Linked DNA regions of Homo sapiens: region 1 is linked to region 2. A link is a loop called in an ENCODE intact Hi-C map of the cell type or tissue named here. Cell type or tissue: heart right ventricle. All regions are shown on one strand. Each heading gives the region's core, and the rest is flanking DNA. Links, peaks and the distances in the headings are about the cores only. Region 1 overlaps TLN2 (talin 2). Region 2 overlaps TLN2 (talin 2).

Region 1 (16,443 bases), core at 5,050-13,049, 49 kb after region 2:
TTCTGTGTTTTTTTTTTCTTACTCCCTAATTTGATTTGCAGTTATATACTTCTTTTCAAGAGACTTTAGTAGAAAAATCCCAAGGATTTATTATTATGTGCAAAATACTCTCCCAGGTACTGTGGGAGATGTGGGAGACACGTTTTGTGTACTCAGGTTGCTTATAATCTAGAGACGCTGGTGATAAGGACTTAACCCACAATGTGTTTGAAGCCCAGAGAGGAGTGTTGGAGTGAGAGCTGTGAAAGTGTAGAGGGGAGTGGTCGAATCCTGTGCACATAGATGTGAGGACAGGGTTCTCAGAATGGCTGAGATTTAAGCTGGCCCATGGCACGGTTCTGCCAGCCCCCCTTTAGTGTTGTCTCCGCTACTCCCTCCATACTTTCATTTTCTTCCTCTTTTCTACTTGAGATCAGAGGTAACTTACTATGCTCATAGCCTCAAGATCACTTTATTAGGTGAGACTGGAGTATCTGCCCTCCACCCTGCCACCGGAGAGGCAGCATATTATACATTCATTGTAGCACATGTCACCGTGGGTTGGCTGGCACTGTCCCCTGCTCCACAGAGGGTGTACTGGGCCATGGGAATGCGTCAGTGGAGAGAACGTGTCACTCCCCGAAGCCTCTGATGCTTTTCCTTCCTCTTGTGTTTCAGGCATGGGAATTTTCTCCCTCATTTCCATTTTGGCTGGTCCTTTGGTAGATGTGAAATTATTTTGCAAAGCTTAAAAACCATAGTTCTAAAATAAGAAATAACTATAACTACTATAACTAAGTATCAGAGATACAGAAATCTGCATCACACTGCTCTTTTGGTAAATTCCCTTTAATTAACAGGAAAAATAAACACAGTTCTCTTATATGTCTTGTTGTGTTGCAGTAAATTGGCTGGATCACAGCCGAACATTCAGAGAACAAGGAGTAGATGAAAACGAAACGTTGCTGCTTAGACGGAAGTTCTTTTACTCTGATCAGAATGTAGATTCGAGAGACCCCGTGCAGCTGAACTTGCTTTATGTTCAGGTACAGTATTTACTGCTCAGACACTGAGGTTGGTGAGATTGCAGGAAGCTCCTGGCTGTATCTTGTGGCGAGCAGGAGGGCGGCGCTGGCTTCTGCCACATTTATGGCGTCGTTTCCAGCAGGCGCTGCTCGTGGGTCCCCGCATGTGTTTGGTTGTGGTGCAGGTTGATATTCTGGATGAGCAGCTGACCATCCGGAGTAGGGCCTCCCTATGGCTTCCCAGATTGTGTCCTGGTAGCCAACACTGTGTCCCTCTCTGCCGGGCTTTGAGGGACAGTTGTATTTCACTTAACTGGCTCACCATTTCAAGTGCACTAAAGGTTTCTTAGCTGGCATCTTAGAATGCAAGAGAATGTTGGTCAGAAATCAGGACTCTCATTAACTGGAAGATATCCTCTCAATAACCTTTCATGTCTTTACCCTTAACTAATTGTTAAAACTGACAAGTCATTTAACATATCTGAGTTGCGGTTTCCCAGTATGTAAGATGTGGATTGCACTAGATTGTCCCCAAGGTTTCTTGTGGCTCAAGGAAAACATCATCCATCTTTGTCCTCTCCTACCAGCTTCCTTTCTTCCTTTCCTTCCCTCCCTCCCTTTCCTCTCGTTATTTATCCATCTATCTGCCCATAGAAATAATGTAGGGGTTGGCAAACTACAGTCATGCCTTTTGCCTGTACTTGTCAATAAAGTTGTATTGGAACACAGCTTATGTATTCAAGTATTACATATTGATAAATCCCCTTGAGGGTTATGTAATTGTTACACATATCTTCTGTGGCTGTTCTCGCATTCTGGTGACAGAACTCAGTGACAGAGACTGTGTGGCCCAGGAGGTTTGAAATGTTTACTATTTGGCCTTTAGAGAAGTTTCCTGACCCCTGAGTTAGTGGACGGAAGGATGGCATGGAAAGAGGGCTGAGAGGAAAGAAGTGGGGAGGCCAAAAGGAGAGAGATAGCAGGGCAGTGAAAAGATGCTTGTTGGCTTAAGGCTTAGAGTGATAGCTTGGAGTGTCCATCTTAGGGTGATCTGGGGGTCATTTAGAGAAAGGAAAGGCTGAAAAGGTGGGGGGGGGAAGCAACAGCAGTGATGGATGGAGAAACTGGGAGGAGGAGGAGTTCAGACACAACAAGCTCCCCATTTTAGGATGCATTCGCTTGTCATTTCCCCTGCTGTCTTGAGTATTGAGTTCTTGTCTGTGTGTGTGTGTGCCTATCGCCTTTCTTTCTCTTCCTCTATTACATTGGTTTTTATCTGGGGATGGGGGTTGGGTTGATTTTACCTCTAGATATTTGATTAGCTAGCTTTGTGATTTAGGATTGTAAAAAGTACACTGTATTTGTCTTTTGGCCTCTTTGAAGCTGATCATTTCATATGAGTTTCCTTTGCCTCTTTTTATAATCACTTCTGCCTTTCTGGACTGTCATCAGACTTTGCTTTTGCTGTACTGGACACCTCTAATGTTTTCCATCTACAGGCCATTTTGGACAAAAGTTTGTTTTTCTTTTGCCTTAGTTTTCTCCCATGCGGTGATCATCCACTGTGTCCTGCACATGTCACCGTGGGTTGGCTGGCACTGTCCCCTGCTCCACAGAGGGTGTACTGGGCCATGGGAATGCGTCAGTGGAGAGAACGTGTCACTCCCCGAAGCCTCTGATGCTTTTCCTTCCTCTTGTGTTTCAGGCACGGGATGACATCCTGAATGGCTCTCACCCTGTCTCCTTCGAGAAAGCTTGTGAGTTTGGTGGATTTCAAGCCCAGATACAATTTGGACCTCATGTGGAACATAAACACAAACCTGGATTTTTAGAGTAAATGACATTTTGTTTCTCTTTTTTCTCTTTTCTCCTGTCTTCTTTCTCTTTCAGCTTTTTATTTTTGAGCTAGGTGTCTAAGATCATACCCTAATTTCAATCATTTGTGAGAATGCTAGCTTTTCTTCCATCGAGTAGATGACCAAATTTGCAGATTTTGGGGAAAGCAAGAGAAATTCAGAAGTTTCTTTTGCTGAATAGAAATTCAGTGATCTGTGTCCCCCTCCACCCCCTTTTTTTCCTTCTACTTCGTCTTAGTGAAGAGGAAAGTAAAAAAAAAAACCAAAAAAAAAACCGCTCCAGTAGGGCCAAGGTGTGAACGCCAGTGTGGGGGTTGTGGGGAGGACATGAGCTTTCCTGTAGGATGTGCCAGTCAGCATGAGATGTGTCCAGCAGGCCATTCTTGGTATTGTGCATTCATTGTATTGTTTCAAGTGTATTGCAGGGAGAGGATAACGGAGAGGCTTCTTTGGCCCTTGACCCCAGTTTCACTTTGGTGGAAAGTAGTTGGGACCAGAGTATGCCTTTGAGTAAGAAGAAAACTTAACTTTTCTTCTGGTGGCAGAGAATGCCTGGCCAATATGCTGTTTGGTCTATACTGAGTTGTTAACCCCCCAAAAAGCAAACCTCTGCCCTTGGGTTAGCGAATCCCAGGGAACCTTTACAAGGTGACGCCGTGTCCTGCAGTGTGCCACACATTGTGAGCCTGAGGCTGAGGACGGCTCTGAGCAGTTTCTACCACCTACTTAGTTCTGTATTCTCCAAATGAGTCATACTGCCGGGTGTTCCTCAGGGCCTGCTTTTACCCCACCAGTCTGGCTTCCTTCCTCAGGAACCTCGGGAAGCTTCCCCTTCTCTTCCGCCACCTATCGAAGGCCATGTGCACAAGTTCCTTTAGCAGTTTCCACGTTCCCACCTTCTAGCCTCACGGCTGGCCCCTCAGATACAACTGATGTCATCAGCCTGAGGATTATGGCCACGGATATTGAGGAATAAACACCAAGAGCTAGAGGGGCCTTGGAGGAAACAACATTTTGTTTCTGTTGCTAGAGTGACTGGTGACAAATAGAAAATGGAGGGAAGATTGATGAATTTTAAAAAATGGAAATAAAACGTTTACCTATTTTTAGGCATTTGTAGCTGTGAATCTATGTCTCCCTGGTAGGAAGGCGATCCGAATGTAGTCATTCACCGGGTTCCTATATTGATGATGATGCCACCATGGTCATTTTATTAGCTCCCTTTCTCCATAGCCCAGGGGCAACTAGTTCTCAGGACTCCCTGTGAATTGAGAACATAGTATTTTATTTGATAGATATGGAAGAAGCAGCAGAGAGAGAAGTGGCTTGTTCACACTTACTTAAAGAGGTTCTCCGCAAATAGCTTCTGACTTCTAACACCGGGTTCTCATTTTCAAAGGCATTCCTGCTTTCAGTGAAAGGCAAAGTTGCCCCTTTCACTGGTCTCCCACTATGCAGCAAAGGTACTTAAAACTGGGATTACAAGGTGCTTTGGTCTACTTCCTAGTATGATGGGTCGTACCAACCAAATCATCATGAATGTTACTGTACAGCTGACTGCCTGTGTCGAGATTACAAACTAACATCAAAGCATTGGTATTGGTCTTAAAATTAGGTCCTGCAGTTTGTGGTCCTATTGAATGCTCCACACTCACACTCCAGCAACAGTATTCTTCCCTTAATAATCTGAGACCACAAGAGTTAAGCAATTGCATTGAGTTTGTTTCTTTTTTTGTAAGATTATAATATCAAGTTTATGCCTGTAGTGGTACCTGTACCCTTATTCAGATTCCAAATTAAAATAAGGTGGTTTTGCCTGGTGGCAATTGTTTTTCCTTATGAATTTGATTTACTTTTTAATTAGGCCAAATTAGGTAATGAGGCATTTTTACTTAATGTAGATATTTAATTGGGTACATTATTGCTTATACCATGCAGGTAAAACTTCTTGAGGATATAAGTCCCTTCTTAATTAAAACAAAACAGCGAGGCCACATTTTGCTGATTTGCGAGTTGGATAGTCAGGTCCTGTTTTTACCTGGGCTGTCCCTGGTGACTGGCTGGGCTCTCTTTTGCAGCCTTTATATCTTTCCCAATCTAGCTTTCATATGTGTGATCTGCTTAAACAATTTAGGGTTTTAAAATAATAATGAGAAGGTTGGACTTGTGACAGTCATGCTGAAGATGCAACCCCCAGAAATTTCAGTTACGTAGTTTCTGAGGCAGGTACATAGGAATGTGAACAAGGGCATATCTTTTAATTTTTTGAAAATTTGCTCAGCATTTTTGCTCGAAGTTGCAATATGGACATTTTTATGAGATTCGCTTCGAACTTTCTTCAGACTCTCCAGTGATTTCTGGATTTGTTACTTTAGTGAAGGTACTCATTTAGAATAATGAAAATCATCAGAGCTTGAAAGATTTTCAGAGTTTTCAGGGATTTAAGGATGATTTAATATATCCATCTACTTTATTGATGGGGAGAATAAGTGCTAGAGAGAGACAGAGACAAGGCCCAGAACAGTCAAGTGTGGGGAGCCAGGAAAAAGCCAGTTCTCCTTAATTGAGTCTGATGTGCTTTATCTACATGACAGTTTTCCTCAGGTCACCTTCAAAGGGTCCTAAGAAGGGACATTTTATTGGTGCATGAAGTAAAAACAACACATAATCTAGTAATCAGGTATTTGCTTTATGCTTTTCTGTGTTGAGAAAATGCTTGCAGAAAATATGCCATGTGATGTGGAATTTTGTACAAATGTGTGGGGTTCATGTGAAATTTTGTTACCTATATGTGAGCCTGGTGTTTTTCTTTAACTCATTGAGAACTTGCAGATGTGTTTTATTGTGTCAGGTACAGGGAAGATACAAGGGAGATATTATATACTAATTCCTTGCTGTTTTTGAATCTACAGTCTATGTGGCAGATAAGTATATGAAATGGTTATTATGCAGAACCAAAACTTGGCTCTGATCATCTCAACAAAGTCCAACTTTTAAACTGTATTTTAAGTGCAGGATGGTCTATTCAGGAAGTAGACTATGGAGACTACTATGGATTGTTTCTAAAAAGGTGGGAAGAGTATCATGCAAGACGCAATGTTGATTAAAGAAATTGACAAAGTAGAAGGTCAATGTAAAGAAGAATTAACTCTTAAAACAGCCACAACAAAACATAATAATGACTAATTTCTAGACCTTTAAAAACACTGTGGATAACTTTAAGAAGTGGTCAGAGTAAAAGCCTTCTATATTTTATTGGAGAAGATGAGAGTTACTGGTAGACTTCAGCTCTTAAATCAAGTATACATGATAAAATTGAAGGTGACTCTAGGTGACAGATATAGAATGTTAGTACACTATTTTTTCAACATTGTGCCGTGTTTGGAATTTTTCATAAGAAAATTGTTGGGAAAAAAATTGAACATAGCCTAAGAGAATATAGATAGACTGCATATGGAAATAATGAAAGAAACCAGACTTCACAAGTTCTTTAATAAAGTTTTAATACTGGTCAAAACAAACAAGAAATAACCTGTATAGCTTTCAAGCCAGTAGGGGTAGGAGGGAAGAAATGCAGGTATGTTGACCATTAAAATAGGAGAAGTGCAGGGCGGCTTATGGAAACAAAGTGAAAAGAACGTATGGAATAAGATATGGTAAACACTTTTAAATATATTAGGCATCATACTGAATGTAAGTAAATGAAATGCAGCAATTAATAAACAGAGATTCTCATTGAATGGAAGTTTTTTGTAAGTCCAGGTCTATACTATCTCTAAAAGACACAATTTTAGACAAAGAGCAGAGAGAATGACAGAGAAAAGTTTAAATGCATTGAAACTGATAAACCAGGAAATTTCTACTTAAATCAAAAATGTAGCTGCTGGAGCAGCTACATTTGGTGTTACACAAAATAGACTGTAAGGCAAACAAAGCGTAAGTAGAGATAAAGAAGATTATAAAGACAGAAGGACTAATTTATCAGGATACTAAATAATTGTGAACCTGTATATGTGCCTAACACTGCCTTAAATGTATATAAAGGAAAAATAGACTGTATTGCAAAAATTTCAGATATGCAGTTTTAGTAAAGTAATTTAACATACTTCCCTCAGTGAATGATTAGTAGAACAAGATCAAAATAGAAGAAATAAGATATTTAAAAGAAAGTAATGAAATAGAAACCACAGAGAATCAATAAACCCAAAAGCTGGCTCTTTAAAAAACTTAATAAACCTTGGGTAAATTTGATCAAGAAAAACAAAAGCAGAAAAAGGCAAAATAAGGTTAAGGGATGTTAAAAAGCAGTTGAGAATGTGATAAACTAGGAAAATTTAGAAAAAATGGATAATTAGAAAATTGAAATAAATTTACAATCTTGAAAGAAATTGACTTATCAGTTTAAAATATACCAGTCAAAAAACAACAAACACTAGGCCCAGGTTATTTCAGAAAATAAAAAAGTAAAGCTCCTCTCCTTAATTTGAAACTAGCAGAACTGTAATACCAAAATGAATACAGACAATAGAAAGCTTTTAAATTGAATATAGATGTCTTCCTCACAAAAGTTGATCAAATATTAACTAAGTCCAACATGACATATGTGCGTGTGTAAGTGCAAATTATAACTAAATAGTGTTTCTTTAAAGGAGGCAAAATTCATTTATTTAACAAATAATTTGTTGAGTGCCTTCTACGGGGTAGACACTAGACACTGGAGATACAGCAGTGAAAGACACAGTCAAACATTTCTGCCCTCATGGAACTTAAATTCTAGTGCGGAAAGAAAGATGATAACTATTAAGTAAGTAAAATACATAATATATTCATGATGATGAATGCCAAGATAAAAAGGCAGAAAGGGGGAATAGGGAGTTGGTGTATTTTAGGGATTGAGAGAGTTTTTTTTTTTTTTTTTTGGAGACAGAGTCTTGCTCTGTCGCCCAGGCTGGAGTGCAGTGGCGTGATCTCGGCTCACTGCAAGCTCTGCCTCCCGGGTTCACTCCATTCTCCTGCCTCAGTCTCCCGAGTAACTGGGACTACAGGTGCCTGCCACCACGCCCGGCTAATTTTTTGTATTTTTAGTAGGGACGAGGTTTCACTGTGTTAGCCAGGATGGTCTCGATCTCCTGATCCTCCTGCCTCGGCCTCCCAAAGTGCTGGGATTACAGGCTTGAGCCACAGCGCCGGGCCTTGAGAGAGAATTTGACATTTTAGAATGGATTACCAAGAGACACGTTTTCACAGTAGAAAATTTGTTTATATAGTTTACCATGTGCGATTTTTTTTAAAAAGACTATATGATTGTCTTAATTACTGGAGAGAAAGAATTTCATAAAATAAAATAATCTTGATGACAAAAAGAAAAACTTCATGGCATGCCAGAAATTCATGAAAACCTTCTTAGTCTAAACAAGTATGATAATTAATAGTTTAATATTAATTCCCTTTAATGTCCAGAAGGATGCTTGCTCTCAGTGCTTCTTATCAACATGATACTAAATATCCTAATGAGTGCAATAAGGAAAGAAAAAGAGCTAAACCATATCAGGATTGAACAAACTGTCATTAGTTGCAGGTGATAGGATTATCTACATAGATAATCAGTCAGTCTATAGAGAACCTTACTAGAATTAACAAGACTTTTAAGTGTGGTCTTTAGAAAAAAAAAAATCAACATATAATAGCAAATAGTATTCCCATACAAATCAAAAAAGAGGAAATATAATTGAAAAAAGGGAGTTACCTTTTATAGTAGTTACAAAAAGTATAATTTACCTAGGAAGACAGCTGTCCAATGATCTCCAAGATCTCACCAATAAAATGATAAAAGTTTATTGAGGAGCATAAAAGGAAGTCTGAGTAAATGCTATGTTATTGCTATGTTAATGGGTAGGAAGACTTGTATCAGGTAAAGTACTTCTACCCAAACTTACAGATTCAGTTCAATTCCAGTCACTTACATAATAATGAGAAAACTTATTCTTAAAATGGACATCTCAATAAAGCTGTTAAAAATTAATATGAACTAGTCAAGGCTCAAGAATGGTAAAGACTAATTGAAGATATATGAAGGACTCATACAACTACCACAATTTTTTAGAAAGGTAAAGTAATTAAAACACTACATTAGTATCATAAGGTGATATAGTAATTCAAAAGATTGATAAATTTACCTTTATTAAAATTAGAGTATCTTATTAGGAAAAGACCTCATCAAGAATAAAGCTCCAAACTGGAAAAAGAAATTTGCATATTTGCAATGCATACTCCAAGATCAGATTAATATCCAGAAGATATTAAAAAAGAAAAAAAAAATCTAAGAAAAAGATCACCCAGGATAGCAGTATATACTTCAAAGAGAAGGAAATGTAGTTGACTTATAAAGACATGAAAAGATGTTTAACCTAATAAGTGATTCAGAAAATACAAAATCAAAAGGGACAGAGCATTTCATGTCTCTCAGATGGGCATACATTTAAATGTGTGAAGACAACCAAGGTTCTTTATAGAGGAAACAAGGTATTTCAGAATATGAATCTTTATATTTAAAAATATATACACAAAGAGAAACCGGATGTATTATTCTTTATAGACACAAGGAGATACAGGAAGATATTAAAATATCTGTGGAAACTAACTTCAAAAAAGTGGCAGCTGGGCGCGTTGGCCCACGCCTGTAATCCCAGCACTTTGGGAGGCCGAAGTGGGTGGATCACCTGAGGTTGGGAGTTCGAAACCAGCCTGACAAACATGGAGAAACCCTGTCTCTACTACAGATACAAAATTAGCTGGGCGTGATGGTGCATGCCTGTAATCCCAGCTACTCGGGAGGCTGAGGCACGAGAATCACTTGAACCTGGGAGGCGGAGGTTGCAGTGAGCTGAGATATGCATCATTGTACTCCAGCCTGGGCAACAAGAGGGAAACTGTCTCAAAAAAAAAAAAAAAAAAAAAGTGGCTACCTAATAAAGAAAGGATATGGGATTTCCACTAATTCTGTAATCTCTACTTTAATAACAGAAGAGAAGTAGCAGTCATAAAGCAGATATGACAACATGTCAATATGTATTTCTCCTTGGTGGTAGGTATATACTTTATAAGGCATATACTTTTCTATAATTTGAAATGTTTCACACTCAACTATTTTTGTTGTTGTTGTTGTTGTTGAGACAAGGTGTCACTCTGTCACCCAGGCTGGAGTGCAGTGGCGCCATCTTAGCCTCCACCTCTCTGGTGCAAGCAGTCCCCTCACCTCAGCCTCTCAAGTAGCTGGGACTTCAGGCATGCACCATCATGCCCAGCTAACTTTTGTATGGGGTCCTAGTTTGATGCCCAAGCTGGTCTCGAACTCCTGGGTTCAAGCGATCCACCCTCTTCAGCCTCCCAAAGTGCTGGGATTACAGACTTGAGACAGCACACCCAGCTCACTTAACATTTTTTTAAAAAAAGGTGGTTGCAGTAGTCTGGGCTTGAAGTGATAAAACTTATATTCACCAAAGTTGGATATTTAACACATGGCAAAGGCAAAAGTAATAGGCACTGGAGGCCAGACAGAAAGGTTCCATGAGTCTGCGTGTTACGTGAAGAAATTGTCCAAGGGCTGAGTGTGGGCAGGCAGGTCACAGGCTTAGGAAACCTCCCTCATCCTTGACTCTCACAGCCCCGCTTCCTGTTTGGGAATTCCTCGGAAGTATTTTACTGAGAAAACAAAGCAACCCAGGGTATGAATCTTTGTTGAGAAAGAATTCACAGTGGACTTGGAAATTTTCCCCCACAAACTCAAGATAATTCTACTGTCAACAAGCAAAGCTTTTGACCCAGTAGGAGGTCTTAAGCCAGTTTTTCACTTGGCCTCTGTTCAAACACATATTCCTCCTTTGGAGTTGGTCATCTGTGTGTGCTTTTGTCAGAATAATTTGGCCCTTGATTCTCTTCTTCACCACCATCCTCCCACTAAATTAAAAGTAAAGTGCAATAAAAAGCCACTTGCGTACTTCCTCCCAGTGAACTTTTGTCTTGTGTTTCTGACAGCCCGGAGCTCTCCTATCCTCTCAGTATTGGGAGGTAGTGACCATTCAATAGTGTCTGTATTGTTTCATCCTAGCTGTCTTCTGAGGTTGATGCCTGTCTCCCTAACTACTTTCAAACCAGGAACCGCTGAGGGTATCCAGCCCTGAGCTGTCTCTGAGTTCCTGGGCAGTGGCGTGTCCTTATATTAAAGGACATTTGGATTGGTTCAGGATGACAGAACTGCTGTGTGACCAAGATAGGTCTTCAAATCCAGTTCTTAGTTTCTCCCATGCTGCTGTGGTTTGAATGTGTTCTCTCCAAAATTTGGGTGTTGTCAGTGTGATAGCGCTAAGAGGTGGGGCCTCAAGACATGATTAGGTCATGAGGGCTTTTCCCTCATGACTGGGATTAAGGCCCTTAGAAAAGAGGCTTCACGCAGCATTCACCTTGCTTGGTCTTCTGCTCCTTTGCCTTGTGAGGACACAGCCTTTCTCTCCTCTCCAGAGCATGCCACCCATACCAGACAGCTGAACCTGCCAGTGCCTTGACCTTGGACTTCCCAGCCTCCAGAACTGTGCAGAAATAAATTTTCTGTTCTTTATAATTGAATTATAAATTATAGAATTAAGTATAATTGAATATAATTAAAAGACCGGTCATTACCCAGTCTGTGGTATTCTTTTGCAGCAACACAAACTGACTAACAAGCTGTTTTCTGTTTCCACTTTTTCTTGCCACTCTAGGCGTTTCCCAGCTCACTCAGTGCTTCCCTCCACCTGTGTTATCACCTCACTTAACCAGAACTTCAGAACTTAACTGCTACACTCAGTTGCAGACATTTTGACCTTTGAGTCTGGATTCAAATCCAAGTGTGTTTGAATCTGTAATTTGAGCTTTCAGCCCACTGTGTCAGTGGTTCTCCAACTTCATCTGATCAGAATTATCTAAAGGGCTTGTTACAAGATGCCGGGCCTCACCCCCAGAGCCTCTTATCCAGCAGGTGTGGGATGAAGCCTGAACACTGGCATTTCTTTTTCTTTTTCTTTTTTGAGATGGAGTCTCGCTCTGTCGCCCAGGCTGGAGTGCAGTGGCATGATCTCGGCTCACTGCAAGCTCCGCCTCCCGGATTCAGGCCGTTCTCCTGCCTCAGCCTCCCGAGTAGCTGGGACTACAGGCGCCCACCACCACGCCCGGCTAATTTTTTGTATTTTTTAGTAGAGACGGGGTTTCACCATGTTAGCCAGGATGGTCTCGATCTCCTGACCTAGTGATCCGCCCGCCTTGGCCTCCCAAAGTGCTGGGATTACAGGCGTGAGCCACCGTGCCTGGCGAACACTGGCATTTCTGTCACATTCCCAGGTGGATGCTGCTGGTCCTGGGGCCACACTCTGAGAAGCTTATGTGATACCAGATTTGACATGTTGTTGTTAATCATTTGGTGATTCAACAACACAGTTGGAGTCAGGATCCTGGGTGTTCCAGCATCCTTTGGGTGATGCTGTCCCTATTGTACCTCCACCATCCCTCCCCTCTGTTCCTCTACCCTGTGCTGAGTGGATACTCTGCTGCTTTGTTTGTATGTTCATGTGGATCCCCTCCGCTCTCACAAATGAGGCGACATCCCTTGTTTTCAATTCGTATGAGCGATAACACTCATAGGTTGTAAGCCTCTCCTTTTCAAGTGATAAAAACCAACTTAGAGAAACGGTGACTTCCCTGTGGTCATGCAGTGACTTGATGGCAGCCCTGGGACAGATAAGAGGCAGTTCACATTTCTCCAAATCATTGCTGCTTCCCTGTGTGCTTGTAACTTACGGTCAGACTAGGAAACATCTTTGGAACTTCTCTTTTGGAATTACTTGTAGAGGCAGCTTAAATTTTACATAAGAAAATGAGGTTCGATTATGTACACACAGTGAAATAATATTTAGCCTTAACAGTGAAGATACTGCCATTTGTGACAACATGGATGGACCTAGAGGACATTATTATGTCCTCTGAGTGAAATAAGCCACACAGAGAAATGAAAATACTGTGTGATCTCACTTATGTGGAACCTTAAAACATAACAAAGAACTCAAATACATAGAAACGGTAGGAAAGTGGTTACTGAGGGTGGGGAAATGGGGAGATAGTGGTCAAAGGGTACACAGGCTCAGTTACATAGCATAAATAAGTCTAGAGGCCTAATGTTCCTTATGTACAGTGTGAGGGCTATAGTTGATACTATTGTATACTAGAAATTTGCAAAGAGTAAATTTTAGGTAATTTTACAAAGGAAATTTACAAAGAGTAAATTTTACCACACACATAGAAACTGAGATGATGGTTACATTAATTTGCTTGACTGTAGAAATTCCTTCACTATATATTATATGAAAACATCACGTTGTATTCTTTGAATATATACAATAAAATAACAAAATTGCAACTCATCCTTCAAATAGTAGAAAATGAAGTTTTGGTGACATCTGTGTTTGAATTCAGATCCTGCTCCCCTAAATGTGTTAAATTCCCCTTCCCTGATTCCACTGGCTTCTGGGCATTTCTATAAAACTCAGTGGCCACCACCTGGTCTTCATTGTCATATTCTGATTATTATTTTATTCCACAGGGTCTGAAATACTGATCACGTGGGATGTTGTTTGCCTACAGGGTAACTTGGAGGGGTCAGGGTGCGTAGTGGCCCAGAGCATGGTCCCCAGTGCCCACGGATGAGACGGCGTGTGTGCTGTGACCCTGGGCAACTTAGCATCGCTGAGCCTCAGAGTCAGTGTGTAGAATTATCTAAAGGGCTTGTTACAAGATGCCGGCTTCCCACGGCTTTTGTCAGTACTCAGTTAATCTGCTGGTGCTTGTAAAGCACCTGAAACAGGGTTTGGCCTTCAGAAAATGGCAGCTGTTTTAATTGTAGAAACTCTCTCTCAACCTGGTTTGGACTATTAGTTGGATAATCCAAAAAGTCATTTAAAATGTAGAATCATAACAGGTGACATGTACCACTTGAAACCCATTATTCTAACTTTGAACTTACACATTTGTTGCTACTGTTTTGATGTAGGGCCAAGGTTTTTTCTTGTGTGCATCTCCTGATTGGATTTCTGCAGTGTCTTGCATGAACCATGCATAATGCATCATCTGTGAAGGAATTTAAAGACAACCATGAAGCAATCTGAGGACAGAATATCTTTAGATTTCCATGATTTTTTTCCTTTTCAGTATTTGACAGCTATCTATATGTCATTTGATACATTTTACAACTATTACCCTTAGGAAGAATGCAGTAGCTCAATTTTTATACTATTTCAGCAGCTCATGGGCTATGTCAGTGTATCATATAATCATGTGCTCTCCAGCCAGCTGCAACAAATTGGAGAACAAATACAGTGGACTTGACCAGAGCAGAAGTCAGGGTTTGTGAGAGAGGAGTCTGTTGGCTGCGAACTTTCAACCTCTCATGGATCTTACTGAGTCTATTAGAGATTAGTGTACTAACTTTACTGGAATAGAGGATCTGCTATTATGACTGCATTCAGAAAGGGCCATGCTTAAAAGGCTGGCAGTAGGGTTTGGCGGAGAAGTGAGTTCTCAATGCACAGTTTGTAGATGGCTGCCCTTTTAAGGTGAGAACAATTTAAGGAGACAGTGGGAGGGATTTTGCTTGACCAGAACTTGCTTAATTAGGAAAATTTCCAATCAACTTTGATAGTCTGACCCATTTTTTCTCTGACAAGGCTGACAGATTGCACTTGTATACATGTCCCAGATGTTAGGAACCTTCCAGACTCAGGTTTGGTAATCAAAACAACAACTGAGCTGGAACTACTGCGCTGCTGGCTGGCAGGCCTTGATGACACCCTGCCTGCTCCGTGCTGACATGGCACCCACACACGGCTGATTTACTGGGGAAAATACATGCCACACACATGCACACACTATTCATATCTTAAAATGGTTTTTAAACTCCCCACAAACCGATTCTTGAGACCTCAGGGGTAACACCTCTAGTGCACCTTCTGATGTTGGTTTTAGTAACTCCTGAAGACTGCATAGGAGGCAGATTCGGATGGGCTGGTTTGGCGGAGTTTGAAAGAAGGGCGCTTGCTGCAGTACAGGACTTTCTTGCCAGTGGTGGTCAGCATATTCTACCCCTGCTGGTCCCCTGGACACCACCATCTGGTATTCTTCTAGTGACAGCCATTGCTCTGAGAGGGCTTGACATGGAGCCCTTTTTGGGTGCTTTTGTTAACCTTAACCACGTCTCTGTTGCTGATGGAGGAGCCAATGCCTAGAGGCTGGCAGCAACGGTTCTCTCATGATGCCACTTCCTTATTTTAAATGGGCCCCTGGAGAAAGCCTGAAGCAGCTGTGTGTTCAGGTGGACCCACTTTTGTTCTGGGAGGTCAGAGGCTCTCTGCTACTTACTCACAAGTCCTGTGCCTTCAGCTAAGTCTTTACCTCTCTGAAACTCAGCTTCCTCTTTTGTGATGTTGGTGCCGTCCAATTCTCTCTGAATCATTCATTTTTGCCCATGGAGTTGCTTAATGATAATTTTAATATCTAAACTGCTGCAGATTAGATATTTCTTAGATCCCTCCTTCTGATGAACTTGGAATCTCTCTTTTTTTCTTATTAGTGAAATCATACAACTGTTCCTTTGTGACTGCCTTCTTTCCCTTAGCACAGTGTTTCCATGTTGTAACATATTTCAGTACTTCCTTTAGATCCAAATGATGTTCCATTGTATGGAGAAACCACATTTTATCCATTAGTTGATGGACTTTTGAGTTATTATCATCTTTTGGCTATCATTAATAATGCTGCTGTGAACGTTTGTGTACAAGTTTTTGTGTGGGAGTGTTCTCATTTTTTTCTGGGCATATGTCAAGGAGCAGAATTGCTGTATAATATTTTAAGGAACTACCAAACTTTTTTACAGCAGCTGTACCATTGTACATTCCCGCCAGCAGTGTATGAGGGTTCCAGTTTCTCTATGCCTTTGTCAACACTTGCTGTTGTCCATCTTTTTTATTGTAGCCATCCTCGCGGGTATGTATTGGTATCACATTGTGGTTTTTCTTTGCATTTCCCTGGTGGCTAATAATGTTGAACATGCTTTCATGTGCCTATTGGCCATTTGTATCTCTTCTTTGGAGAAATGACTGTTCATGTCCTCTGCCCATTTTTAATTGGGTGTTTGTCTTTTCATTATCAGTTAAAGGTTTTTTATATATTCTGTATATATTGTAATTTCCTCATACATAATTTGCCAATATTTTCCCCCATTCTATGGATTGTATTTTCGCTTTCTTGATGGTGGTATCTGCAATTTAAAAGTTTATAATTTTGAAATAGTCCATTTTATTTTTTTTCTTTTACTACATGTGCTTTTGGTATTGTATCTAAAAACTCTTTGCCTAAATCAAGTTTGTAAAGATTTACTCCTGTATTTTCTTCTGAGAGTTTTATAGATTTAGCTATTACATTTAGGTCTGTCATAGATTTTGAGTTAATTCTAGTGTATGGTGTGAAGTAGGGGGTCCAATTTCTGTCTTTTGCATGTGAACATC
Region 2 (16,443 bases), core at 4,145-12,144:
GGATGTTACTTCCTTTTTGAGCTTGTGGGGCTTGCTCCTGCCCTTCAAGCACCCTTGGCTTCCTATTAGACTTTCTCTTTCCTCTGGGGAAAAGATCTCTCTTCATGCTTAATAGGCATCAGAGCAGCCTTGGGTCACAGAAGTCATGGTAGCTTTCTATTTGTCATCCTGACAACAAGGCCTCTCTGAGGCTTGAAAGGATGATGCTAGCCCACCCGCACCACCTCCCTTCTTAATTAGATTACTGATTCCATTTCCCTGATGGTTTTAAGCTAAAAGAGCTTTATTCTGTTGCCTTTGGATTGTTCTTTCTTGACTCCATCTCTCCTTTGATTTGCAGCAATACCTGAAGTAAAGTGGATGACAGTAGTTGGGAGCATATTGGCTGCTATTCTTTAGCAAAGCCTCCAGAATGGGTGTATCATAATGGAGTTTAGAGAAAATATAAGGAATAATAAACGAAACGTCCAAAAGGATCCCTCCTTTCAAACTGTCATGTACCAAGTGAGTTTCTGTAGAAGGGGCCCTTTTGGTTTTTAGCTGTGATTTTGTCTTCATTCCTTAGGGTTTATTTGACCCCTGTGTGGAAAAGGCCCGATTTCCCCACTTCCCCGCTCTTTTTTGTGTGTGTGTGCACAAGTCCATGTATGTGTATGTATGCACATACACCTCTCTTTCTGAGTTCACCATCCACATGCCATGGGGAGTGCACCCACACATTAGTGGAACTGAGTCATGCTGTGGCATGCAGCAGCCAGCTGTGGTGTAACTGCTGCCTGCTTGACTGTGAACAAGTGTTTCCCTTCTTTGCTAATGTCTAACCTCAAGGACCTTGAATTTGAGCTGCCAATTATTTTATGCAGACTCTCTCTGACATTTTTGTTAGGCTTTTGCGAAGGACATGTGTTGTATCTTTAATACTTTGGCGTATCTGAAGATTTGAGTTTGTGAAATATTAAGTTGGTCTACTACCCCCATCCCCCCACCCCACCCCTGCATCTAATTGACTCTAATTGACATTCATTTATTCAACAAACATTTATTGAGCATCTACAAAGTGCCAGGCAGTCTGCTGGATGTTGGCAGCATTGTTGGAAAAGGAAAATATGTTTATATCGTTGGTGCAGAGGGTTTAAGACAGAGAGTTAGGGTTGATAAATGGATTTTGGAATATCTAATAAGGGGTGGGGGTGGTGTTAGACTTCTCCCTAAGAATAGTGGGCATCCATTATAGGATTTAAGTGTGGTGAGCTGTAGTCAGATTTGAATTTTCAGAAGTCCACTGGCTGGGATGTGGAGAGTACACTGAAGAGCGTAAGAAGAGATGTGAGGATCCTAGCTGGGAAGCTGTTGCAGGAATTTGAGCAGGAGATGATGGGATGGCAGTGTCGTAGAGTAGGAGGAAAGCACAGGTTTGAGAGTGATTTAGGAGTTAACATTGGTGTCAAGGATGACTCTCCGTTTCTGGTGTTGGGAGGTGGGTGGATTGTGAAGTTACTGAGATCAGCGACACAGGAGGGAAGCAGGTTGGGAAGACACGGGGACAAGGGAGAGGTGATGAGTTTATTTTTGAATAAGAGGAATTTGCTATGCTTGTGAAAGACCTTAGGGAGGTCGGGGGTAGACTTGGATAAGGGGTGCAAGGGAGAGATCTGGCTTCTGTGCAGAACTGGTGAATGCAAGTCCTGAGGGTACATGGGATGGACCAGCAGGAGTGGGGGACTAGGAGAGAACTTGAGGAGATTATTTCTAAACGAAGGAGAGCCTGTGGGATTAGGGGTGGAGTGGTGCTGGGGCCGGACAGAAGTCAGAGGAGGGATAAGATGGGTAATAGGAGGTCTGTTTGGGTAGAGAATTCCCGTAGGCATTGAGGCTGTGCAAGGGAGCATAGAGGCCGGGCACTAGCCTGGAGAGTTTGTGGGCTTGTGATGGTGGTGGTGGTGGGGTTACGTTAGGGATAGATGAAGAAACAAAAATGAACGTTCCCCCTGGGCCTCCTCCCTTGTCACACTGACTGTTCTATGTTACACAGCCTTAAAAAAATACTTTAAAAGGTTTTGAAACAATCACAGACTCACAGAGAAGCTGAAAATACAGCACAAAAGAAGGTTTCTGAACCATTTGATTGTAAGTTGGTGACCTAATGCACAATCACCCACCATTTCTTTTATGTTAACAGGTATTTCCTACAAAAGGATATTCTTGAACACAGCCACAGTGCAATCATCAAAATTGCTATCATCTAATTCTCAGATGCCGTTCAGGTTTTACCAAATGTCCCAGCCATGTCCTTTATAATGAAAGGGTCAAGTTCAGAGTCATGTGTTGCCTTAACTTGTCTTGTGCCGTTAGTCTCCTTCAGGCTGGAACAGTTCACAAGCCTTTCCTTGACCTTCATAACCTTGACCCTCTTGAAGGTGAAAGGCCAGTTATTTTGTAGAGTATCCCTCAGTTGAGGTTTGTGTCTTTCCACATTCTTGAATTCAGCTGATGCGTCGTTGGCGGGAATATCACAGAAGGGATACCATGTTCTTTTTGCACCGCATCATGTGGTGCCCAATCTAGATGTGTCCTGTTACCGATGGTGCCCAGCTCCTCACTTGACGGAGGTTTGACTGAGGTGGTCTTGGCTAGCTTTTGCCTCTGGAAAGGTTATTCTCTTTGTGGAGGGTCCTTTGAAACTATGTAGCTATCCCATCCCTCGTGAAAATTTCATTTTATTTATTCATTTATTTATACCAGTGTGGACTCATGTTTCATATTTTATTCATCAAGCTATAATGTTACTGTCATTATTTTGACATTCAAATTGTTCTGGATTTAGCCAGTAGGCACCCTTTCAAACTATGTGCTTTCAATCCATCTCCAACATTCTTTGAACAATTCTTTACTTTCTGGTATAATAAGACCTACCAGACTCATCTTGTACTTACCCTGCTCCAGACTTAGGAGGGGGTGCCATGGGCTCTCCCACAGAGCCCTGATTTCTTTTATTGCAAAAAAGATGATCAGAAGTCAAGATCTGAGCACTAAGTATGCTCTTTGCTATTGGATGTCGCTCATCCTAGACTACCTCAGTGGACAGAGTTAAGGAATTCCATTGATTGTTGTTATTTACAGTAATTATTTTATTACAGTAGTTATATTCTATAAAGTATCTTCAAATACTGAATTAGCACATAGCTCCTAGGAGAAATACAGGCTTGGGTTCCTGTAGGATTCTGGTCACAAAATTTTTGTCAGCCAGTCAGTACATAACCTTGTTTTATGTGTGTTTCTATTTAAAGATACCTTACTTAATATATATTGTTGATTCATTAACATTGAATTCATGGCCACCAGCCTGAACTAAGCTTATTTAACACATGCATTTTCTCTGTAAGATACATCACAGCCTCCTTCTGCTTAGGAACGCTAGACAGCACCTCGGCACTATGTTTAGGGGCCATTTTAAACAGCACAATCAACAAAAGGCAGAAGATGGAAAAAGCTTGGCACTAAATAAACTGTGAAACGGAGACGTTTAGGAGACTGAAACAAGAAAGCAGAGAGTTGCTGGGTGACCTCAGCTGGGAACATGCAAGCCTGGCAGCTCAAATGTTTTGCTGTTCTGCACTCGTCCATGAGGGACTGCAAACGTGCCAGGAGTATTGATTTTGGGGTCACAAGTAAATTTTAACATGTGGATTTGCAAATACAGGCTCTACAAATAATGAGGATCACCTGTGTATCTCTGTATGTGCACACTGCTGCAGGGCACACGCACGGGTGTGTCTAACTTGAAACCCGTGATTCACACCAATACTTCAGATTCCAGCTTAACACAATGGGCTTCCTTCTAATTTTTCCCTTTTCTGGGCCACCATGGCACCCCCTCCTGCATCCCTTCCTGGCACCTGCCTGATATTTTCCCACCTGATGGCTCTAAGCCTGAGTTTCTCAGTAAGGGAAGAGCCGTGGGCAAGAAGCAAGAGGGATGTGATTATGTCTTATGATGACATTTATGTTCTAGTGTGCTAACTTAAGATAGAGCGATATTAACATATTTATAAAGCCTCTTTATATCCTCATAATTGAAAATAATGCAAGTGTCATCAAAATTAAGAAAAAAATGTTTAAGCTGGTGAGCCCCAATGATTGAAAAAAACTGGCTTTATGCTACTGGTTTATGGCAGTACCATGCCATTTGGGAAACAGAAGCACCTGCTGTTTTCTCTAGGCTCAGGTATGGATGCTGGGTGTTGTAAGAGTGTCAGGAGTATGTCCCTGGCTGGGAGATCCACTCTTGTTGAAGTAGCCTGTTTCCCTTGATAGACAGTAGTCCCCAGAGGGCAAGGGACTGTGTCTGATTTATTCAGTACTGTGTCCCCAGGGCTTGGCATATGAAGTAACTGGTGAACATTTGGGGACTTGACCACATCCCACCAAGTGGTTGCCCAGCCTCTCTCTGAAGTCCTCTCCTTTTCCTGTAGTACCTCTTTCTTTTCAGTTGCCCTAGAATCTCCTATCCTTCCTTCCTGCAGTAAGCCTTCCAGGCCCTCACTACCCAGAGGGATCATTCTCCCACAAGTTTCTCAAGCCTTCGGAGAGATTTTATAACCTAGTAGCTAAGACCATCAGCTTTGGAGTTACCAGAGCCACATTGGGTTCCCAGCTCTACCACTGACTAGCCACATGGTCAGGAGCCTGTCCTAGAACCTTTCCCCCCAGTCAGTTTAATGATCTGTAAAATGGAGATAAGAATAATGGCTATCTCATGATTTTTGTGAGGATTAAATGAAACACCATTTTGGAAGTACTTAGGAAGTGGCTGTACATAGTGTTAGCAAAGATGTCAGTGGTGTATAATTACTATATGAGAGTGTATGTGTCATGATTTTATGTAAAGTACAATCCCTTTCCCCAACTTGATGACTTCAAATTGGGATACAGACCTTGTTTCCTACTTCTTGCTTGTATCTAAACCGCCCCCTGACCCAGCATCTACCTGCCCACCTCAGCTTAGTTCAGTGCTTTGCAGCCAGTATTAAATATATGTTGATTTGTCATTGAACAATCGTCCTTCACTCTACGATCCTTCTACCTGTATATCATCTTGCTAATAGAGCAGTTTCCTTCCCTTTTGTCAGAGTGCTGGGGAGGTGCCGATTATTTTTTCCATCCTTTCTTCTTTTTTGATTACGAATCAATATTCTGTATACCATGGTCAGTGTCACAGTCTGCTGCCTCTAGGAAATGTTGTTTTCGTTGCTTTCTCCTTAATGCAGGTGCTATCCTTGGTCCCTATTGTACTCTTAGGCTTTCTGTAGACAAAGAGGTGGCTGCAAATTTGCCCTCTGTTTTTACCCTTTCAGAACTATGACAACAAGCTCCCAGAAGTTTTAAAACACAACACATTGCTGACCTGGTTATCTTGTAGCCCTGGGGGTCTTTATGGTAAGGGCTTTTAGTAACTGGATTGGATTTTGTGAAACCATAGCAGTCTGAGATACAGTGGATAATGAGCCTGCTTGTTCGTGAGATTTTTTTTCTTGTTGTCACCAGAAAAGCAATTTGTTAAAAATAAGCCATGTTCTTTGAAATAATGTCCCCTCACTTCTTAGGGCTGACTTCTCCACTTAATAGGTGAGATCTGCTGGATTGCGTTAATCAACATCTATTCTGTCATTGCTCTGATGATTTTATGTTACGTAGAAATGTATGAAATGAACATTTGCTCTGATGCTTTAGTGCAAAAAGATCTTCCAGGCTTTATGAAATAATCTCTTTCTTAAAGATTTGTAATCCATTATCTTTGTGGTAGAACTGGAAAGGAATGCCAGAGATAGTTCACAGGATTATGTATTGTAAAACAAACAGCATTTAGGAATGTATAACTGGTAGCAGGGGATACAGGAGTAGTTAAGAGCTAGGGCAGTGTTCAGACTTCTGGGTTCAAATCCTGACCCTACCGCTTCTTAAGTAGCTCAGTGACCATGGGTAATTTATTTGTCCTCAGTTTTCTTGCCTGTGAAATGGATTTGATGGTTCAATTTTAGTATCTACCCTTATGGGCTTGTTGTAGGGTATTTGCAAGATGGATGGAATACATAGAATCAGGCATATGGTAAATACTCATTAAATGTATTTTGTTCTTTTTGATCCGTTTTGCCACTTTTATTGTAATCTGTGTTGCAGGGAGAGGGCAGAAATTAAAAATACACCTTTGTAATTATTTAGAATGGTCAACTTCTGTCCAGTTCCTAGAAAGTAGACAAACCTGTACTTAGTATATGTTGCATAGACAGGGGATCCCGTGTCCTACAAAACACACATAGAGCTCGTGTGGAGTAAATGGAACTCATGTACACTGCTGGTGAGAATGGAAAATGGTACAACCTCTTTGGGAAACAGTACGGCAGTTTCTTCCAAAAATTGATCATACACCTATCATGTGTCCCAGCGATTCTACTTGACATTTACCCAAGAGAAATATATAAGCTACATCCTTGCAAAGACTTTCACATGAACGTCAAAGGCAGGCCATTGGATACATGCACTCTTTACCGTAAGCTTTATTTGTAATAACCTCAAACTACACAAATGTCCATCCACATGTGGAAGGATCAAGAAATCATGTTATGTCCATTCAGGGGACTAAGACTAAGCATGAAAGACAAAGACAAATGATCTCTCAGCATATGCAACAAGAGGGATCAATCTCAAAATAATTATGCTAAGTAATGAAGCCAGGCCAAAAAAAAAAAAAAAGAGTGTATACTATAGAGTTCCTTTTAAATAAAATTCTGGAAAAATGCAAACTAATGATAGTGACAGGAAACAGATGAGTGATTGACAGAGGAGAGTGGAAAGCAAGAGTTGAGGGGGACCTGATTTACAAAGAGGCCTGGGAAAACTTTTGAAGCTAATGGCTGTGTTCATCATCGTGATTGTCAGGATTACAGGTGTATACAGATTCTGAAACTTATTTGTGTTCTATAAATATGTACAGTTTATTGTATATAAATTATGACTCAAAAATGAGTGCTTTTAAAAAATCAGGCTTACTGTACAAAAAACCAATAGGTTTTGCTGTGCTGCTGTAGCACAGAATTCATCAGCTGATTTCCATAAACATTTCTGAATCATTTATTAGCTATTTTGTTTTCTTTTGGAACTTGTAGTGATTTATTAGGATTTTGGGAGAACGATATGTCCAAGAGAATTTGAATTAAAAACTTTCTGTCTTCTGATCAAATCCTCTGTGGCAGGTAAGGGATTTTGTAATCACTGCATTGACTTTATAATTAGTCATTACAGCATCAACTATCCTAAAAGTTTTTGTAAACTTTCAATTTTGCTGCTTGTATATCTAAATGGCCCTCTACTCCTTTAAAAAAAATTATAGTTTTCTCACTCTTTCCTCCCTTTCCTTCTTTCTATCCCGCCACCTCTCTGCTCGAAAGAACATTCACTTCTTCGTTGTAAAAGGACTGCGAAGGAAGCCACCTTTTTTGACATGAATAGACTTATAATTAGTGCTAAAATAATTGTAATTTTTATTGAGAAAAGTTAAAACTGAGAATTGTAAAAAGTTTTAACCTAAAACATAGGCATTTACGTTTTGACCTAAAAAATATGTATGTCTTCAACATATGTCTCTGAATGTGTTTCTGATGACTTCTCCACCATCTTTCTGTCCCAATTCACTCCTGTGCTGTGGGGTGTACAGTTTTCAGTTTGAGATGGAGTTTCGCTCTGTGCAGTGGTGCCATCTTGGCTCACTGCAACCCCCGCCTCCCAGGTTCAAGCGATTCTCTAGCCTCAGCCTCCCGAGTTGCTGGGAATATAGGTGCTCACCACCACGCCTGGCTAATTTTTGTGTTTTTAGTAGAGATGGGGTTTCACCATGTTGGCCAGGTTGGTCTCGAACTCCTGACCTCAGGGGATCCGCCTGCCTCGGCTTCCCAAAGTGCTGGGATTGCAGGTGTGAGCCACCACGCCTGGCCTAGTTTGGGGTTCTTTACAGAGAAATGTGAATTTAAAAGATATTTGAAAAGTCATCTGAGAACAGGCTTCTTTATACTTAAAAAAATTCTCTCAATCTATTGACAGATGTCTGGCCCTCACCTAATTTGGCAGTAATTTTCTTTTTTAGCAATGCACACAAAGCATTGTATTGAGTTTTCATAGGAACAGCAACTCTTTCTTTTTGCACTCATACTTCTTTGGCCCATAGCATATTTAAATATGCAATTGTACAATAAATACAACTGGTCTGAACGGGTTTGAGAACACACTACTCTAGCAGGCCTACCATGTAATGGTGGGTGCAGCCCACCCACTCAGGAGTGACTTTTAATTTGGCAAATTGGTTAAGCAGAGCTTGGTTATAAGATAGTCTACTGTATATGCATCTTGTAGGAAATCAAAACACAGCAAACTAGAAACCATTTGTAAAGCCAGATCTTAAAGACAATACAATGTACTCTTAACATTTAGGTAGATTTTCTTTTAGTCTTTTATGTTCATATGCACGTGTGTATGTATGTAGTTTATATCATTTTGTATCCTGCAAACAAAGCAGTGATGGATATCTTGGAACATAAACACTCATGTTTATCTTTATTTATTTCAGTAAATTCCTAGAAATGAAATTTTCAATCAAAGGAGTCTCATCATATTTATGACCCTTGAATAATATTGCCATATTGACTGCCAAAAATATGGTGCCTCTCTGGAGGGGAGTGTGTGGGTTTCTCCATATTTCTTGCCAGCATGGTGAGTGTTCAGACTCCTGCTAAGATGATAGAGAATATCTTGTTTGGATTTGTATTTGGAGGATAACATTTTTTTTTGTATCTGTTTCCTCGCCGTTTGTATTTGTTCTTTTGTGAAATTTTTACTACTGTCCTCTAACAGTTTTGTATCATGATACTTGTTTTATTTTCTTAATAAGCTTTTAAGCTCTAAATGGTGTCTCTTTGGTACATAGTAACCTTTTGTCATTTTCTGTAAAAATATTTTCAAAGTTTATTGCTTATCTTCTGACTTAACTTTACCTTTTCACATTTTCTCTTGTGAAACCTCTTTGTGAGTTCGTCTTGCACTGTTTTTACTTAGACCTTTCCCAGTGTGACTATGATACGATAGTTGGGTTATACGAATGCCCATATGAACACTGTATATGCTCTTATGTCATGTCTGTTTTATTTGTCCTGTAGAGCCCGAGGATGTAATCATTTTTGGCTTTATAAGTTGGTATTACTGTCTGGCAAACAAGTTTCCATCTTTTCAACATTTTCTTTACTATTTTCCATACATTTTCTTCTTCTTTTTTCATGTTTTGAGAGACAGGGTCTTGCCCTGTCACCCAGTCAGGAATGTGGTGGTGTGATCATGAATCGCTGCAGCCTCAACCTCCTCGCCTCAAGTGATCCTTCTGCCTCAGCCTCCCAATGTGCTGAGATCACAGGCATGTACCACTGCACCTAGCCTATTTTCTTCTGAAATAAATATCTCTAGATGGAATGTAGCCTAGGCTCCTAGTCATGGTGTGAGTTTCTCCCCAGCTTTTGTATTCAGTGGGTAATTTCACTGGGAACCTCATGTGGAGTCAGAGAGCCTTTGCTGTCTCATCTGGACATTTGTCTCTTTGCTTCTTAACATCATTATATTCAACCTTTACTTTAAAAAAGTGTTTTTGCTACTGCTTTTTAAAAACCTAGTTTGAATTGCCTTGTTAGTCTCTTATTAGAAAGCACTTGATAAATAATAATTACTTTCTTAAATGAGCAGTGCAGAGATTACATGTTCCTGCCTGTGACTGGTGTGATCCTTCCCATCTGGCCTGGCTATGACAGAGTGGAAGGTGGTGTCTGCATGCGTGTCTTCTTGCAGGATTTTCTAATAGCTCTAATAGAAAAGGAGAGACTGCCATGCAATGCACATGTCTGTAAAACATCCCTGTTGGGGTTTGGAGTTGAATGCAGGGTTTCATGGAGCTCGGATTGTTTGGACTGTCCGTTAAAAATCACAGTGCTAGGCATTCTCAGGAGTGGGGTCAGTTGCTTTCTTTTTTGCCTGTCATCTTTATGCATTTGCAGAAATTGTACAGCAGCTGACACATGTCCAAGCAGAAGGCAGAAGTTAGCTAGGCCATGTCTGTTTTGTCACCTCTGTGTTATGGGTGAGACTAGAGGGTCTGCCTGAAGATGACCACAGTGACTTTGGCATGGGCTGCTCCTGGAACCATTCCTTGGATTCCTTGGTGATCACTTTCTGGTTTTGGCATCTCAGTCTGGCCCAGTGATACTGATGTTTTACATTCCTAATCTGTCATGGCAAGGCACTCACCTATCCTTGTTTGCACATTTATAGGGAGCTATTAGCAGACAAGAAACACGACTGTAACAGAAGCGGGGGGTACACTGGCCACTGTCACCCCCTTTCTCCAGCCTCTCTGAGCTCCCTGTGTTGGTGGTCACCACCCTGATCAGAGATGCCATCTCACAAGGCCTCATCCCCGCTTTCACCCTGCACCTCTGACTGCTAAATCAGGTGCCGTGACAGCATCTGTCTGTTTGAAGTGTCTGCTACACTGAATGGCTCTCTTTTGGAGTTTCTGTTCTTTTTGCTTGTCTTGAACTTCTAAATCAAATGCATAGAGGAGAAGGATGTTAGTGCTGAAGATGTAAAAGGAGGAATTTTCACCTTCTGATATTTAGGAGAAACATACTCTGTTGTATTTAAATTATGAAACCGGAAGCAGAACTGTAGTCTTCCAGTTAAAAAGTCCTTTCTGAAAAGAAAGAAGACTCTTGAAGGAAGCTGAGTTATCCAAGTGATTCATCATTCAGGCAATTCTTTTTTTTTTTTTTTTTGTAGAGACAGAATCTCACTATGTTGCCTGGGTTGGTCTCGAACTTCTGGGCTCAAATGATCCTCCCGCCTTGGCCTCTCAACGTGTTGAGATTACAGGCAAGAGCCACCATGCCCAGTGCCTCAGGCAATTCTTGAGATATGTGTTTGGTTTCTTCAATAACAGCCAGGTGGATCATAGTGGCCCAAGACCCTAGGAAATATTTTTAGTGTTACATGTAATTTGGAATTTAGTTTGAACATTTTCTCCTATTCTTTCATCCATTTTTGTTTAGGTATTCTGTTCAACTTCAGTGACTGTTTTCTGGTACAAGATTTGTAATGTTATTTTTACCTAATTCTTCTTTTCCCACTCCACACTCTTCCACGACAGAAAGTCTGCCTGGCGGAGGACACCTGCACTTGTTACCCTGAGTTGATTCCTGAAACTTCGGACCCCTGGGTATTAACAGAGGACTCAGTGGGAGCTCCTGGTCAGAGGACTTGGATGTTGTCATTGTGAGTTGTTTGTATGTTAAAGGTCTTCTGCGTGTGTTTTGGGGAGGTGATCATGACACACAGATTTCCACTAAAGCTCTGGGTACCAGCTAGGTACACTAATACACTGATGAGGGCCTGCGTCTCTGTCCATCCCCTGGAGGAAGGAATGACAGAGTCAGCAGAGCTGAGTGAGTCAGACCTTTGATGATTTCCTTCTTAAAAATGCTTTTTGTTACTATGAAGGTGGTTGATTCCTCAAGCCTAGAGAATTTGCAGATGTGTAAGGGTTTTCTGAAGCTCTCCAGTTTGTTTCTCCTGATGTGTAGGTTTTTAGAGTGAAATATTGTACTGGAGATGTTGAAAACCTTTTCTGGCTTTAAGTGTACAGAACAAAGGTTCAGTTAGAAAATGTGCATTGTTAAAATGGCTTTCCTTCTTGAGTTGCTGTTAATGTTATAAACTAAACTCACACCATATAAACTAGTTTACGGGACTGAATACTTGTGCCTTTCATTTTTGCAGAATAAGCTGGAAAGCAAATCAGCATTTCTGTCTGTGGCCTATACTATGCCCTGTTTTCTGTTCTTAGTTTGGATTAATTTATGTTTCTTGGATGCTGAGATGTTTGATTTTTTTTTTTTAACTGAGCATAGCAATGAATCTAGGTTTGTTTGTTTTTTCTCAAAACAGTATATGTTGGCTAGAAATCTTTCTTGGATTGGAGGTGAAAGGAGGGAGGCAGTATGCATGTTTTTTCTGAAAAATGCCATTTACTTTCCATGTTTGGCTCTGATGACACAGCTCTGCTCTGTTAGAGAAGAGTGAGGCGCTGGAGAAGCTGCTGGAGTGGGCGTGCCCATTCTCATAGCGCACCTCCAGTTTCTCTCCTTAGAGGAGCTGGCCCACATGCTCCATCCTCCAGTTTGTGAGAGCTATATAGATGGCATTCTGCATCTTGATAATTCTACAGAAAGTATTTTTAAATCAAGAGAATTCTTGTCATAAGAGTTGCACTCGATTTTTCATTAACAACTGTAGTGGGTTGAATAGTGTGACCCACCTGCCCCCCTGCCAAAATTGTGTCTATCTAAAACCTCAGAATGTGACCTTATTTGGAAATAGTTTTTGCAGATGTAACTAGTTAAGAATGGAGATAAGATCATACTGGATTAGGGTGGGCCCTGAATCTGATGACTGGCGTCCTTGTAGGAAGAGGAGAGGCCACACAAACACATAGAGGAGAATGGCATGTGAAGATGGAGCCCCCCAGAAGCTGAAAGGAGAAAGGAAGTATTCTTCTAGAGCCTTGGAGGGTAGCGTGTTCCCACTGAAACCTGGATTTCAGCCTTCTGGCATCTGTAGCTACGAGAGAACAAATTCCTATTGTTTTAGGACACCAAGTTTGTGGTCATTTTTTTTAGCTCTGGGGTACTAATGTAACAACCAGCCCAAAATGGCAGAGATTGAAGGTCTATCTCCCATTGACCTTCAGCTTTAGGTATCCTCAGTTTATCTAGGTTTTATTTTTATTTTTAGAGATGGAGGTCTTGCTCTGTTGCCCAGGCTAGAATGCAGTGGCCTGCTTATGGCTCACTTCAGACTCAAACTCTTAGGCTCAAGCAATCCTCCCACCTCAGCTTCTTGAGTAGCTGGGACTACAGCTGGGTTCCACCACACCGGCTATTTTTTTTATTTTTATTTTTTGTAGAGACAGGGTCTTACTATATTGCCGAGGCTAATCTCAAACCCCTGGCCTCAGTTAATCTTTATCGAGGTTTTAAACTGCAATGTTTATAATCAGTGCAGTAAAAATTTCCGTGTGCAAAATGTTCCTGTGTCTGGTGCACCTTTCATTTTAATTTGGCCAATATATAAGCAAATTTACCAGCATCCTATACCACTGGAAGAAGTTTTCCGTGAAAAACTTAATCTGAACCTTTGGAAATGGCCTGCCTACTGCTTTTGTTGTTGTCCAAGTGAATTCATTCATACTCTCTTTCTCTCTCTCTCCCTCCCTCCCCGCCCCACACCCTTTTCTTTCTTTCTTTTTTTTTTCTGTTGCCTAAGCTGGAGCGCAGTGGCATGAACACAGCTCGCTGTAGCCTCAACCTCCTGGGCTCAAGCAATCCTCCTACCTCAGCCTCCCTAATAGCGGGCACTACAGGAGTGTGCCACCATGCCTGGCTAATTTTGTAAAATTTTTTTGTAGGGATGAGATTTTGCTATGTTGCCCAGGTTGGTCTCAAACTCGTGGGCTCAAGCGATCCTCCCACCTTGGCCTCCCAAAGTGCTGGAATTATAGATGTGAGCCACCACACCCAGCCCCAAAGTGAATTTTCAGATTCCTGAAACCTGCTTCTTTTTTTTTTCTTTCTTTTTCTTTTTTTTTTTTTTTTTTTTTCTGAGACGGAGTCTCTGTCGCCCAGGCTGGAGTGCAGTGGCACAATCTCAGCTCACTGCAAGCTCCACCTCCCGGGTTCACACTGTTCTCCTGCCTCAGCCTCCAGAGTAGCTGGGACTGCAGGCGCCCGCCACCACGCCCGGCTAATTTTTTTATATTTTTAGTAGAGACGGGGTTTCACCATGTTAGCCAGGATGGTCTCGATCTCCTGACCTTGTGATCCGCCCACCTCGGCCTCCCAAAGTGCTGGGATTACAGGTGTGAGCCACTGTGCCCGGCCAAAACCTGCTTCTTATATAGCACCTTGGGACTTAAGGAATGAACTGTGTCTCTGAAGTATTATATTTATTTGTTTACCTTTGTCAGCACTCAAGGATTCAGGTTAGAGCATCAACAAAGTTGAAAACCCTGCAAAGGATGCAGGGTGATATTGTATGGCTGTGTCCTTTGGAAAGTTTACTGGGAAACATAGCATTTGGGGCACAATATGCTAGTTCACACTATTAGGGTGAATAGAAGGTAAAGTCGATACACAGATACTGAGAGCAAGAAAAAGAGCATCTTTCAAATGAGAAATGATTCTCTTGGTCAATAGAGATAAATATACAGTATCTTGGTGGCATTGATTCAGGCCCTCCAACTTTGTGCCCCCAGCCCTGTATTCTCAAATGTGTACTAGAAGTTTAAATCCAGAGAAGTTCAGGTCCTCATGCTGTGAAACTCAATCGTGCAGCAGTGATATTTTCATATGAAGGGGTGGCAGAGGTACTTATATGTTTGAGAAATGTTACTGAGCTCCTGCAGTCTTGCACTTCAATGTGATGTTATTTGCCTAGATTTCTTGGAACAGGGTCCCTCTTATTTGCTGCGAAGAGCTCCCTTATGGCGGGATTGGCCCAATATAAATGGAACATCATTACTTCAGAGTAGTTACTAGTAGCTCTTGCATTAGCAGGTACTAAAAAGGAATGGCAAAATGTGGGAGATTTTTCCTCACAGAATTGCTAGCTAATTCTACCAAAGGGTCCTCCCAACACAGATGGCCTCAGGACCTCAGGACATAAAACCAGTTTGGAATGGAGAATCACTCTGCTAGTGTAGATGTCAGTTGTGCACATTTAGGAAAATCTTGCTGGTATCCAGTAGAAAAAAACATGCTTTCCCATCCTTCCCCGGCAGTGCCATGTATGAGCCAGGCTTTTCTTGGCCTAAAGGACTAAGCTGGGGGGTGGGGGGTGTGTTTGCAAAGGGAAACATTACCAGTTTGATTTACTCTTCAGAGTAATCCTATGCTTTGTAGGCCTTGGTATTATTAATGTGCAAATTATTATTAGTCTTAATTTGGAGACTGAGGATCAGAAAATTAAAACGACTCACTCCAGGTGATACAATGAGATAATTAGTAGAACCTTCTGAGGTACAAAAGGAAAGAAGTGGAAAAGGGTGTGAGTGTGTGTGTGTATCTGTAAAAGTTGGGGATTTTGTGGGGGATGGTTTCTGCTTTCAGCCATGTAATTGCAAATTTGGAGGGACTCCTGTTCCAGACAAGTGGGGGAATACCCAGCACCCAATATCCATTCAGTCCATTCTGTAGGGTGGAAACTGATGTGTGATCTGTCCTGTTATGTATTAAGCACTTGCCCCTTGATAATCATGAAGGGGACACAGAGACAGCCATGACTCTCCTCTCTGCCCTGATACAACTTACTGTAATTAATAATATGGATTAAATAATTTTTTTACATGTATTTACTGAAAAATTTTATGTATCCTGTTCATAATTTTAAAAATGCAGATGTGGCATTTTGTAATCTGTCTTACACATACATTCACTGAGTTAAATTGCCTTATTCTTATTATTTAATATATACATTGATTTTGTTTTGTTTTGTGCTTGAGTCAGTGATAAAAGAGGGAAAAGCTTCCTTGGTCCTGCACTGTGTCATGGACACTCCAACTTTATCTTAATAAAATAAGATGGAGTTTGGGTTTCTCTTGGGCCAGTTCTGTATCTGTAATAACACTCTAAGCTGTCGACATAACATCCATCACTGCCCAGACCAATTGCTCAGAGCCCATCGATGTTGCCCATCATCTGTCTGTGTGCCCTGCACAGCTGGCCCTGAGTGCCAGCCTGTCTTTCTTACTCCAGCTGACAGGGCTAATCAGGGTGATCAACGTGGCCTCCAGTCCTCATGGTGTAGTCACTAAGTGGATTTACTTTGCTTAATATCCATATGGAGTAACTGAATGGGCAGTGGAGATTTTAACTAAGTCCTGTGCTGGTTAATCTGTGCGGGAGTGGAAAAGAATGAAACATTACTGTATCCGTATAAACAAAAGCTCTTTGGGACTGCACATCCTAAACCAAGTGTGTGTTTATAGAAAGTGTAGCACTTTAGAATTATTCTTCAGATGATTGTCTACGGCTAAGCATGAAGGGAACTATTGGTTTGACAAATGCAGGAAATCATTTGTTCTATTTTCGCTGAAAATCTCACAGGTCATAAGTCAAAGAGAAAGGTAGTATCTTTTACATAGCTGATCCAGTGATCTAGTGATGGTTCCATCTACCAAAACCAACTTACATTCATGAGCATACTTTTGCAGTATTGCTGAGATAATGATTCTAAGTTCACTCTGTGGTTCTTATATGAAATCCTAGACCTTTATGGAATGAGAATGCATCGTACCTAAATTAA

The links. Peaks named below come from ENCODE experiments on the same cell type or tissue, not always from the same donor. Only the 100,000 strongest peaks of a DNase experiment are listed, where the experiment ranks them.
Region 1: it touches region 2 in a loop (2.7-fold over the local background); 3 of 110 quality-filtered maps call a loop at or near these places.

What each region holds. Positions count from the first base shown.
Region 1 is chr15:62,655,062-62,671,504 of GRCh38, forward strand. TLN2 (talin 2) reads left to right here. Exons shown (of 59, transcript NM_015059.3): 8 at 883-1,025; 9 at 2,710-2,837. It overlaps LOC105370855 (a long non-coding RNA gene), which reads right to left. Exons shown (of 5, transcript XR_007064673.1): 4 at 13,908-14,011; 5 at 4,003-4,121. Among named protein-coding and RNA genes, the nearest start is that of MGC15885, 18 kb to the left of the region's middle. In heart right ventricle, for the core only: no CTCF peak of the experiment used is centred there; no DNase peak of the experiment used is centred there; H3K27ac peaks cover 759 bases.
Region 2 is chr15:62,607,118-62,623,560 of GRCh38, forward strand. It overlaps TLN2 (talin 2), which reads left to right. Exons shown (of 59, transcript NM_015059.3): 3 at 11,234-11,358. Among named protein-coding and RNA genes, the nearest start is that of MGC15885, 30 kb to the right of the region's middle. In heart right ventricle, for the core only: no CTCF peak of the experiment used is centred there; no DNase peak of the experiment used is centred there.